Regions from separate parts of the Homo sapiens genome. Here region 2 is linked to region 1. A link is a loop called in an ENCODE intact Hi-C map of the cell type or tissue named here. Cell type or tissue: CD4-positive, alpha-beta T cell. All regions are shown on one strand. Each heading gives the region's core, and the rest is flanking DNA. Links, peaks and the distances in the headings are about the cores only.

Evidence for each region. Hi-C counts contacts between places; a loop is a spot of excess contacts. Peaks named below come from ENCODE experiments on the same cell type or tissue, not always from the same donor. Only the 100,000 strongest peaks of a DNase experiment are listed, where the experiment ranks them.
Region 2: it touches region 1 in a loop (2.5-fold over the local background); 41 of 110 quality-filtered maps call a loop at or near these places.

What each region holds. Positions count from the first base shown.
Region 1 is chr9:122,097,243-122,102,617 of GRCh38, reverse strand. No RefSeq gene overlaps it. Among named protein-coding and RNA genes, the nearest start is that of TTLL11, 6.6 kb to the right of the region's middle. In CD4-positive, alpha-beta T cell, for the core only: CTCF peaks have their summits at 2,934 and 3,142 (motif pointing left); a DNase peak (open chromatin) is centred at 3,127.
Region 2 is chr9:122,462,891-122,468,265 of GRCh38, reverse strand. It overlaps a transcript of OR1J2 not described here. Among named protein-coding and RNA genes, the nearest start is that of OR1J1, 12 kb to the left of the region's middle. RefSeq lists a silencer at 2,974-3,023 and an enhancer at 4,015-4,516. In CD4-positive, alpha-beta T cell, for the core only: CTCF peaks have their summits at 2,886 and 3,091 (motif pointing left); DNase peaks (open chromatin) are centred at 3,065 and 4,345; H3K4me3 peaks cover 1,381 bases; H3K27ac peaks cover 658 bases; H3K27me3 peaks cover 602 bases.

The sequences.
Region 1 (5,375 bases), core at 73-5,072:
TGTTTATATCAAGTTCCCAATATACTGGAAGTGTTAAGCAAATGTAAGTTTCTTCCTTTCCTCCATCTTTCCCTCCCGCCACTCCTCTCTCTCTTCCTTTCTTTCCTAGGGCTCTTTCTCAGAGCAGACAAGATTAGGCCTCCATCTGCAGCTCCAATTTCTCCCTAAAGCTGTCTTCACCTCCCTCCGGCCTGCCCCTCCAGGTATGTCTGTCCACCAGGTGCCAGGTGTGGCTGCCCAAAGATACCTCTGTCTTCCATCAGCCTTCTCCAGGAGGCTTCCCAGGGCAGGGGCTCCACAGGAGGTGTTGCTAGTCTGGAGGTCTCCTAGTGACCATTCATCCCCCCAAGACAAGGGGGTGCTATCCTTGAGGCTGATGGCAGCTTCAAGCTAATCTCCCAGGGACAGGGATGCCCTGGAGGAAGAGGCCCAGGGGGAAGGAAGCCAGGATCACCTCCACTCATCCTCAGGATAATAACTAGAGGGGGCAGGCTCCCCAGTGCTTCCAGAGACCCTTTCATGAAGTTGTTGAGCCCCAGGGTACAGACCAGGGCTGTGGGACCCCAGACTTACTGCCATCTCCTAAGCTTCTTCCTTGGCAAAGTGAAAGCATTGGAAGGATGAGTCTTTTGGGGACAGTGAGGAGGGAGGAGGAGGAAACTGGGAGTCTCTGAAATTTGGCTGGTGAGAGGGGAGCCCAGTCCAAGCTCCTGGTGCCTGAGGAAAGGGCAATGCTGATGAGCCTGAGCAGCAGGAAGGGCCCCAGTTCCCTCCTATCTCGGTCCCCTTCCCACAGCCGCCCCCCACCACCTCTGGGCTGCTTAACTGCAGTAGACTCCTCACTGGTCTCCTCACCCCGATTCTGCCCCCAAGCCCTCTTCCAAGGTAGAATAAAGTTAGGGGTCAGGCTCTGGGCCCGGGTTGGCATATGAGCTCCAGAACTTCCAGCTGAGTGACTTTGGGCACCCACTTACTTTCCTTGTGCTGCTTCCTGATCTATAAAGTGGGAGACCACTGCTGTCTACCTCCTTAGTTGCTGTGAGCCATAAACTCAATAATCCACGTAAAGGGTTTAGGACAATAAATGTTAACTTACTTTTATTTCTCAACGTGCAGAGCTTTATTTCTGAAATAGAAATCTGACCAGTCAGTCCTCTGCTAAAAACCCTCCTAGGGACCCCTGAAGCTATGGGAAGGAGCTTGTTTTGTTTTTGTCACCAGGCTGGAGTGCAGTGGCACGATCTCTGTCACCCAGGCTGGAATGCAGTGGCACGATCTCCACTTACTGCAACCTCTGCCTTCTGGGTTCAAGCAAGTCTTATGCCTCAGTCTACTGAGTAGCTGCGACTACAGACATGTACCACCACGCTGGCTAATTTTTGTACTTTTAGTAGAGATGGGATTTCGCCATGTTGGCCAGGCTGGTCTCGAACTCCTGACCTCAAGTGATCTGCCTGTCTCGGCCTCCCAAAGTGCTGGGATTATAGGTGTGAGCCACTGTGCCGGCAGTGAAGGGGCTTGTTCTGACCCTGAGCTTGCCAGCCTCTGCATGTCTTTACCACACCCCTCCTGCCCACACCCAGCACCCCCTTACGTTCCCTAGTTCACCTGTCAGGGCCTTTCCCTGAGTGATCGGTTCTGCCAGGCGCCCTGCTCTTGTCCCTGTCCCCTCTTCTGGGACGTCCCTCCTTGACTTCCACGCACAGCATGGACACATGGGTGTGCAGAAGTGGAAAGGGGTACTCGGTGCACAGATATCATATGGCATTTTGCAAGCCATGAAGCAGGGCCCCACCCCAGTGGGCTGTTGGTCACTGTGGGTCCCACTGTCTGCTGTTGTGTTTGAAAATAGCCTCTGGCCTTATGCCTCTCCACCTAAGCACATAATGTATGACGTGGGTTCTTAAAACTTGGAATCAGTTAAAATGTATCTTATTTTAAACAAAACTAATCCATGCTATTAGAAGTCAGGAAAGCAATTACCCTAGGGTGGGGCTTCCAGGGTGCTGGGGATGTTCTGATTTTTGATCTGGGTGTTGGTTTCTTCGGTCTTTTCAGTTTATGAAAATCCATCGAAGTTTTCTGTGTGTATATTACCCTCCAATAAAAATGTCAAAACTGTTTTGTTTCGGTAATTTCCTCTTTCACCCCTATATCCCTTGACATACCTGTAGATACAGAACTGTAAAACCTAAGGCAACAATGCCCAGGCTAAATAATTCATAATCCAATTCCATAAGTGCCATTTACTCTGTGCTGGGCCCTGTGCTGGGGGCCCAGGGGACTGAATCAACCACAGCCCAGTCCTCCAGAAACTCCTGGTCTGTGGGGATGGGGAAATGCAGCCTAGCATGGGGTGGAGAGGTCATAAAAGCAGATCCAAGAGGAGGGGATGTCACTGCTTTCTAGAGAATCATAAAGCCAAGAGGGACATAGGGGCATAACAGAGATCAACAGGTTACTTGAGGGTTTGGTATATGCCGGCCGTTTCTGTTCTAAATGCTTTTCCATGTGGTGGCTAACTTAATCCTCAAAGTAACAGGAACACCGGGAGGTAGGTACTATCATTTTCACCTTTTCACAGTGAGGAAAGAATCACAGAAGAGCCAGGTAACCTATCTAAGTATAATCAGCCAGAAAGTGGGAGAGATAAGACTTGAACCCAGGCTGTCAGCTTCAGAACTCAACTCGTGCTCAGCCTCCAGGCTAAACTGTGCTGTGGGGAAAATAATGTTCAGTTAAATGCCCAAATACACAACGAGGCTCGACATACAGATGTGCTCCATGAACAATGGCTACTACTGACAATAAGAAAGAAACAACCTATTAGAGAAAAAGTTAACCTGAAACTGAACATGACGCCTTTTGCTCATTCATTAAGATCGGCCACGCCGCCTTCCGGGAACTGGATGCCCCCGGGAGCTCAGCCATACCCTAAGAAAAGGAGATTTTGTAGCTGGGCCTGAAGGATAAACTGAGCGGATTGGGTCAGGTGAGCTGTGAGGGAGGGTGCACCCAGCAGAGAGAGCAATAGTGGCAAAAGCCCAGAGGTGCAAAAATGTGTGTGTTTGCAAGCTTAGCTGGGCAGAGCTCGCGATTCAGAGGCGCTTCAGCCTTCTCCCTCTTAAAAACTGGACCTCGGGCGCCACCTGGTGGCGACCTCTGATACTAATAGGGCAGAAACAACCAGCTGGGGCAAAAGTTCCCCACACCCTTCTCTCCTGGACCATTTGTTCCTCCTGTCTCTTTCCCCACAAATGGATTTGCTGTAAAATGGACTTTTACAGCTGTTAACGTCAATTTAAAAATTTAAAAAGTCAATTGACTTTGACAGCTGTAAAAGTCCATTTTACAGCAAGTCCATCTGGGGGAAAGAGACAAGGTGTTGGGATGTGGATGGGATGGGAGTGGTGAAGACATGGTGAGGTCAGTGTCAAAACAAGCCCCTTCCCGGCCGATCGCAGTGTCTCACGCCTGTAATCCTAGCACTTTGGGAGGTCGAGATGGGTGGATCATTTGAGGTCAGGAGTTTGAGACCAACCTGGCCAACATGGCGAAGCCCTGTCTCTATTAAAAGTACAAAAATTAACCCGTGTGGTGGGGAGTGCCTGTAGTCCCAGCTACTCGGGAGACTGAAGCATGAGAATCGCTTGAACCCAGAAGGCAGAGGTTGCAGTAAGTGGAGATCGTGTCACTGCACTCCAGCCTAGGCAACAGGGTGAGACCCTGTCTCAAAAACAAAAACAAAACAAGCTCTTTCCCATATAGCTTCAGGGGTCCCCAGGAGGGTTTTAAACAGAGGACTGACATGGTCAGACTTCTATTAGAGAAAGAACACTCTGAGCATTGAGAAATAACAACTAAGGTAAAATTTTAATTTAAAAGTACATTGATTTTCCAGTTATTAAGGCAACGCGTGCTCATTGTAGAAAATGTGGAAATTATAGAAAAGAATAAAGAAGAAAATAAGTCACCCTTAATTCCATCACCCAGAATAACCACTACTAATATTTTGGCATATCTGCCTCCAGTGTTTTTCCCTGCATATAATTTTCACAGAGCTGAGGATTAAACTCGCTGGTGTTTAAATGTATGTTGAGTATTTTTGTGGACAAAGTCTTGGTGTGTGAATAAGTGTGGGTGTTGGGAGCTGGTGCTGGTGTCAGACCACTCTGAGTTTGAATCCTGTCTTTGCCTTTACTAGCTGTGACTTGGGCAAGCGCCTTCTCTTCTCGGAGTAGTAGCCATTTCCTTCACCATCTGTAAAATGTGATTAACAATGGGACCCATCCCAGAGCTGGTTTACAGATTAAATGACATGATGTATGCAAAATGCTTAGGACAGTGCCTGTCGCAGAGAGGTTACTCACCAGTAACAGATTACTACCTAAAGCTTTGTCTTTCCGACTCTTATCAGCAGTCTCTAGAAATGAGATTGATTTCAAGGTTCAAGGATATGAAGAGCCACAAGGTTGTTACGGTTTGCCAAAACTGAGTGGAAAATTTTAAGCAAGATCTCGTGTCTCCGGCACCACAGCTGTTCTCATTTGTCTCTATATTCTTCCAGGCCCTGTTTACGCAGAGCACTTTTTAAGCATTGTAATTGCAATGCTTGCACCAGTTCCCTTAATGTTACATCATCAACATTTTCCTAAGCGGCTGAAGCTGTCATTGACAGCGTTTGCTATCATTCACTTAACCATTTTTTAATTGTTGACTATCTGGGCAGTCTAATTTTTCATTCATTCATTCATTCATTCATTCATTCATTCATTCAACAGTTCCAGAATGCCTACTCTGTGCCAGGCACTGAACTAGGCACTAGGATATTGTGGTCAGCAAGAACAACACACCCTTTATATTCTGGCACCCAGACTCTGGCTGGCAAGACAGGCTATAACAAGTAAACAAACAAGTAACACTCCAACTGTAAACTATGGTGAGTGCTGGGAAGGAAAAGGAGAGAACTCCCGGAGAACTTTATTTTCACATTTGTGTATTTTTTGGAAGTAATCCTAGTCCTGAAATCTAACCTGCTTTTGCTTCTTAGCAGACACAGCTAAAGCTTTTCTTGAAGAAGTCTCATGTGGGTTTGGATTTTCCACTAACACATTTTAGAATTTCCTGAGAAGTCAAGGGTGCCATGGTATTCAAAGACCTGACAGTCGGGCTCAAGTGGGCCTTGTTTCCTTTCTTTTCTCCCTTGCTCAGAGGCTTGTATTTCAACTGGTCCAGTCTGCTCCCTGCCCTCTTGAAGAAGCAGATGATTATCCCCTTCTTAAATCTTGCTTCACCTTTTCTTCATCTTCCCTCTCAGTACAGGGCCTCCATGAGCCCTGGGAGTCTTTAAGCCAATGGGCAAAAGCACCCCCATC
Region 2 (5,375 bases), core at 312-5,311, 370 kb before region 1:
TAATTCATTCTCTGAAATTAAATGGCTTTATTATTTCACCTGAGTTTTTACTCACTGCAGTTTTTCTTTACAGGCATTATGACCTTAAGCAGCCACTTGCTTTAATAGGTATACACTGTCTTTTTCACAGGCTGCCTGTGAAGGACAGCAAAGAAGGAAGTCATCTACATATTGTAGTAAACAAGAGCCTTGGAGAAAAATTACATCCTCTAAGTCTGCCTTTAACATTTGAGAAAATAGGAAAAACTTTCAGTAAACCCCTGAGGCATTAATGTCCAGGTGAACTGTTGGCCTTCCCAGGTGAAGGCAAGAAGATATTGGTTGGCTTGATCCCCTGGAATAATGAATAATGTAATACACAGATCAGTGATGGTGAAGAATCTGCTATCAATGGGTATTGGATTTAATACAGTATGGGGATTTGGAACCACTGGGTGCTTTGTAATAATACTATGGTTTATAACTCAGAGAGAGTTCCTGAACAAACCTCCTCCCATGGTTGTTTGGTCTTTTAGTAGGTAGGATCAGGGTACTCCAAAGACTGGTACAGAGAATAATGAGACTGTTTTTTATATTCTTTTATAATAAGTTTAATACCTTGCAGTGCCATCTGGTTTAGTGGCTGTTTAATATTAAGCAAGGGTTTTAATAGGTTAATCTGGATTTTAATAAGAGGTACACTATGAATTTTGAAAATATCAGTGAATGATTTTGCCTTTAAAGAGACAGGTATTTGATTCAGCACTAAATGAGTGACATTATTTTTGTTTTCTGAACAGGGAATGACATAACAAATGACAGAATTGGGGGAGTCTGTTGAGTGAGGACAGTTTAGTTTATCAAATTCTAAAATTATTTCCCCCTCTTGGGAAAAAGAAATTTTAGCATGGTATTTTTCAAAAAAATCACATCCAAGGTGGTGGAGCGGGGCAGAATTAACAAGCAAAAGGTGTGGGTGTCTTGGAGAGAAGACCAAGATGGAAAGAAATGGGCTGTGAAACAAAAGTAGTCAGTGGCTTTTTGGAAACTCACCATTTGTAATCTTTTTATTACTCTGAGGCAGGGGCTGACTGAGGCTAGGGGGATTAAGGATGAAAAATATTGCTGTGGCATCAATGAGCACAGTTAAGACCACACTCCCAGCCGGATGTGGTGGCTCATGCCTGTAATCCCAGCACTTTGGGAGGCCAAGGCAGGTGGCTTATGAGGTCTGGAGTTCGAGACCAGTTGTTTGAAGCCCAACAAGGTGAAACCCCGTCTCTACTAAAAATACAAAAAAATTAGCTGGGCATGGTCGTGGGCACCTGTAATCCCAGCTACTCAGGAGGCTGAGCCAGGAGAATCGCTTGAACCCAGGAGGCAGAGGTTGCTGTGTGCCGAGATCGCACCACTGCACTCCAGCCTGGGAGATAAGAGAGAAACTCTGTCCCCCGCCAAAAAAAAAACACTCCTAATTTGAAGGATCATTTCACTCAGAAAATTAAGTGGGAGAAGTGGGAAAATCCCCCATAAGTCCTTGGAGCCCCTTCACTGAAAGTGGTCTCAGATGGGAGAAGAGATGGGGGAGTTGGGAATGAAATTCCCCCTTTCTCTTGCAGCAATCTCTCTTCCAGCCATCTGGAACGTTGGCACAGCCCAGGGAGTCTCTGCCTAGTGTTATGTCTGGGAGCCTCAGTTTGCTGTAATTGTAACATTACGAATGTTAGTGGTTTTTAGTACTGTCCTCAGGGGTGCAGGCAAGGTGATTTGCCAGATTAACCAAATCAGAAGTGGACATAGTTTTCCATTCCATGTGTACTCTTTTGACAAGCTGAGAAAGTTCTTGAGAAAGGCCATTTGCAAACTTAGAATTACAGCCTACTTGAGTAGATTCGGCATCCATAGGTAATCCAGAATTTTCTACAAATACAACCCGGAGCCAACTGTAATAGTCGTAATCTGGTTCATTAGGTTTTGGGTACAGTCTTGGATTTTATTCATCTCAGGTTTCAGGAAAAGCCTCAAGAATAGCCTCATGAAGTTTTGTTGTTTTTGTTTGTTTGTCTGCTTGCTTGCTCACTGTGCTTCAGGCTCTGTCATAGTCTTTTGGGGTATTCTTGCCTAAAGCCCTCTCAGGGTCACATCAAGGAGCCTGGGCCATTCAATATTGGGCCTGGCCTTCACAAAAAGTATATGAACCAACTGGCACAGGTAAGAAAAACCTGGATGATAAGTCGAAATTATAATACTGTGTTAATTTTATCAGCAAATTTGAAAGGTCTCCATGACCTTTGGGAATTCTGCGGCAATGGCTTAAAGTTCAGCCTTGCTCCAAGGAACAAAAGAAATTTAGGATTTAGAGGAATCATCAGTGAATTTAACTTTCAAGGGACAGGTTTTAACAGGACCAGGTTCAGGGGTAGTGGGAGCTGAGGAATCCAGAGGGAAAGGTAATTCACTCAAAGAAGAAATAGAGAGAAGGAACAGGGGAAAGAGAAGAGGAGGTCTCCTCCAACGAGGAACAAGTCTGGGATCCTCAAGCCTTGTCCTTCCTTAACTATTTGTTTGTCTCAGTTAATTTTGACATGGTATCTCATAAGGAGGCAATTGTAGAATCCTGAATGTACTTAGAAGCTTTGAGATACCAATTAAAGTATGTTTCCCATTCAGATTGCTTAATATTAGGACCACAGTCTTCTAATTTTGTTCTAACAAAACAAGTTTGGGGAGCTCAAATGCCCCCCAGTATGACCATTGAGGATCCAAATTAGTTTGGGTGTGCTATAGCTATTGATTTAAAATTGTACACAAGACAAAGGACCATAATTTTTAAAACATAGAGCCTGCAGGGGTCCCAGGAGGATTATAATTACGTGCTTTAGGATTTTGGGATCCCATTCTGCTTATTAATCTCTTGAGAGCAAAAGAAAAGCCCGAAGAGCAGAGCCCTGTCAGGGAATGATAGGCGTTTGGACTGGTGTTTTGTTTTACAGTGTGCCTGGCACCGGATTTTTGTTTTACTTGGCAAGCAATCTGCACTCTCATTGCCTGTCCCATGAGCAAGTTTTCCCCAGACGCGCAAAATTTTTCTTGAGACTGGCAGGCCCCCTAGTGGTAATTTGGCTGTTTGTGCACTAGTTTATCCTGACAAGAGATTTTTTTTCTTCGGATACTGACATCCCTCATAGAATGGTGGCAATTGCCCTAATGGCTTTTAAACGGCCAACTCGTGCCTACCTTTTGAGAAAGTAAATTTTTCTTTCAAAAGATGTTTAGAAATAGAGGAAGAAAAGAATCAAGCAGCAAATGAAAGTATAAGCATACACAAACAAGTCAGAACAAAACTGAAACCAAAAGTGCACTTACCAGGACCAGAAAGACAAACTGTCTTTCTAAAAGAAATAACTTTCCAAAAAAGACAAAAAGTCTTATATAGTCCCAAAAAGGATGCAAGGCATCTTAACCCAATCAGATCCTGAATAAGTCAATAGGGAGCTGCTACCAAAGGGAGGGAACGCAATCTGAGAGATGATTTACCTGGGCAGAAGAAAGATGATCCATGGAAGCTTAGATTGCCAAGGGCTCAATTGTGGTTACCTACCCAGTTCCTCACCCAGTTCCAAGAGTCACCAATCTTTTCCAAAGGTACTCTCACTTCAAGTGTACTTCCAATAGAGGGAAAATGGCGGATAGGAGGCAAAACTAACTTGCAGCCCCCACTAGGTCGGACAGAGTGGCATGTGTAGACACACACCATGAACTTTTGCTCTAAGAACTGCCACAAGAACATACCAGGAAAGCTGAAAGAATCCACAGACCCTTTGAGGGAGGTGGATTGCTGCTGCAGGCTCTGTGGGACAACTGAGGAACTGTGAGTTTGCTTGCTTTCTCAGCTGAGAGGCTTGGAGCCTGCAGAACATTCTCAGCCCTGCTCACCGGCTACCTAGAAATAAACTCGCTGCTGCTGGCGGGCGGTGGGGGCGGGGGAGCACCTTGGGAGTGAGACCAGCCTTTCAGGCTGTGGGCTGCATGGGATCTGGGTGAGACCTGTGACTGCCGGCTTTCCCCCACTTCCCTAGTGACCTGTGTGACACAGCAGAAGCAACCATAATTCCCCTGGGAACATAACTCCATTGGCCTGGGAACCACACTCCCAGCCCCCACAGCAGCCACAGCAAGCCTCACCAAAGGCGAGCCTGAGCTCAGACATGCCTAACCCTGCCCCTACCTGATGGTCTTTCTCTAGCTGACCTGGTAGCCAAAGACAAAGGACATAATCCCTTGAGAGCCCTATGGCCCCACCCCCTGCCTAATCTTCCCTATACTGATGTGCTGATGTGCTAATGTAGCTCATGTGCTCTTGAAAGCGCCACCTCCTGGCTGGAGGTCCACACAAAACCAGCACACTTAACAAAAATACAACCAAGGACCCTCACAGAGTCCACTTCACTCCCCTGCTACCTCCATTGGAGCAGGTGCTGGTTATCTGTGGCGGAGAGACCTGAAGAGGGATCACATCACAGGATTCTGCAGACACTCCCCTATACCAGCCCAGAGCCCAGTAGCTTCACTGGGTGGCTAGATTGAGAAGAGAAACAACAGTCACTGCAGTTTGGCTCTCAGGAGGCTCTATCTCAGGGGGAAAGGAGAGAGCACCACATCAAGGGAGCAACCCTGTGGGACAAAGGAATCTGAACAGCAGCCCTTGAGTTCCAAACTTCCCTCTGACATAGTCTACCCAAATGAGAAGGAACCAGAAAAACAGTGCTGGCAATATGACAAAACAAGGTTCTTTAACACCCCCAAAAGATCACACTAGCTCACCAGCAATGGATCCAAACCAAGGTGAAATCTCTGAAGTGCCAGAAAAAGAATTCAGAAGATCAGCTATTAAGCCAATCAGGGAGGCACCAGAGAAAGATGCAGTCCAACTTAAAGAAATCAAAAAAAGATACAGGATATGAATGGAAAAATCTCTAGTGAAATAGATAGCATAAATAAAAAATAATCATAACTTCTGAAAATGAAGGACACACTTAAGAGAAATGCAAAATGCACTGGAAATTCTCAGCAATACAATCAAATAAGTAGAAGAAAGAAAATCAGAGCTCAAAGACAAGGGTTTTGAATAAACCCACTCCTACAAAGACAAAGAAAAAAGAATTTAAAAAATGAACAAAGCCTCCAAGAAGTTTGGGGTTATGTTAAATAGCCAAAGCTAAGAATAATTGGTGTTCCCAAGACAGAAGAGAAATCTAAAAGTTTGGAAAATATATTTGAGAGAATAATTGAGGAAAAATTCCCCAGCTTTGCTAGAGATCTAGACATCTAAATACAAGAAGCTCAAAGAACACTGGGAAATGCATTGCAAAAAGATCATTGCCTTGGTACATAGT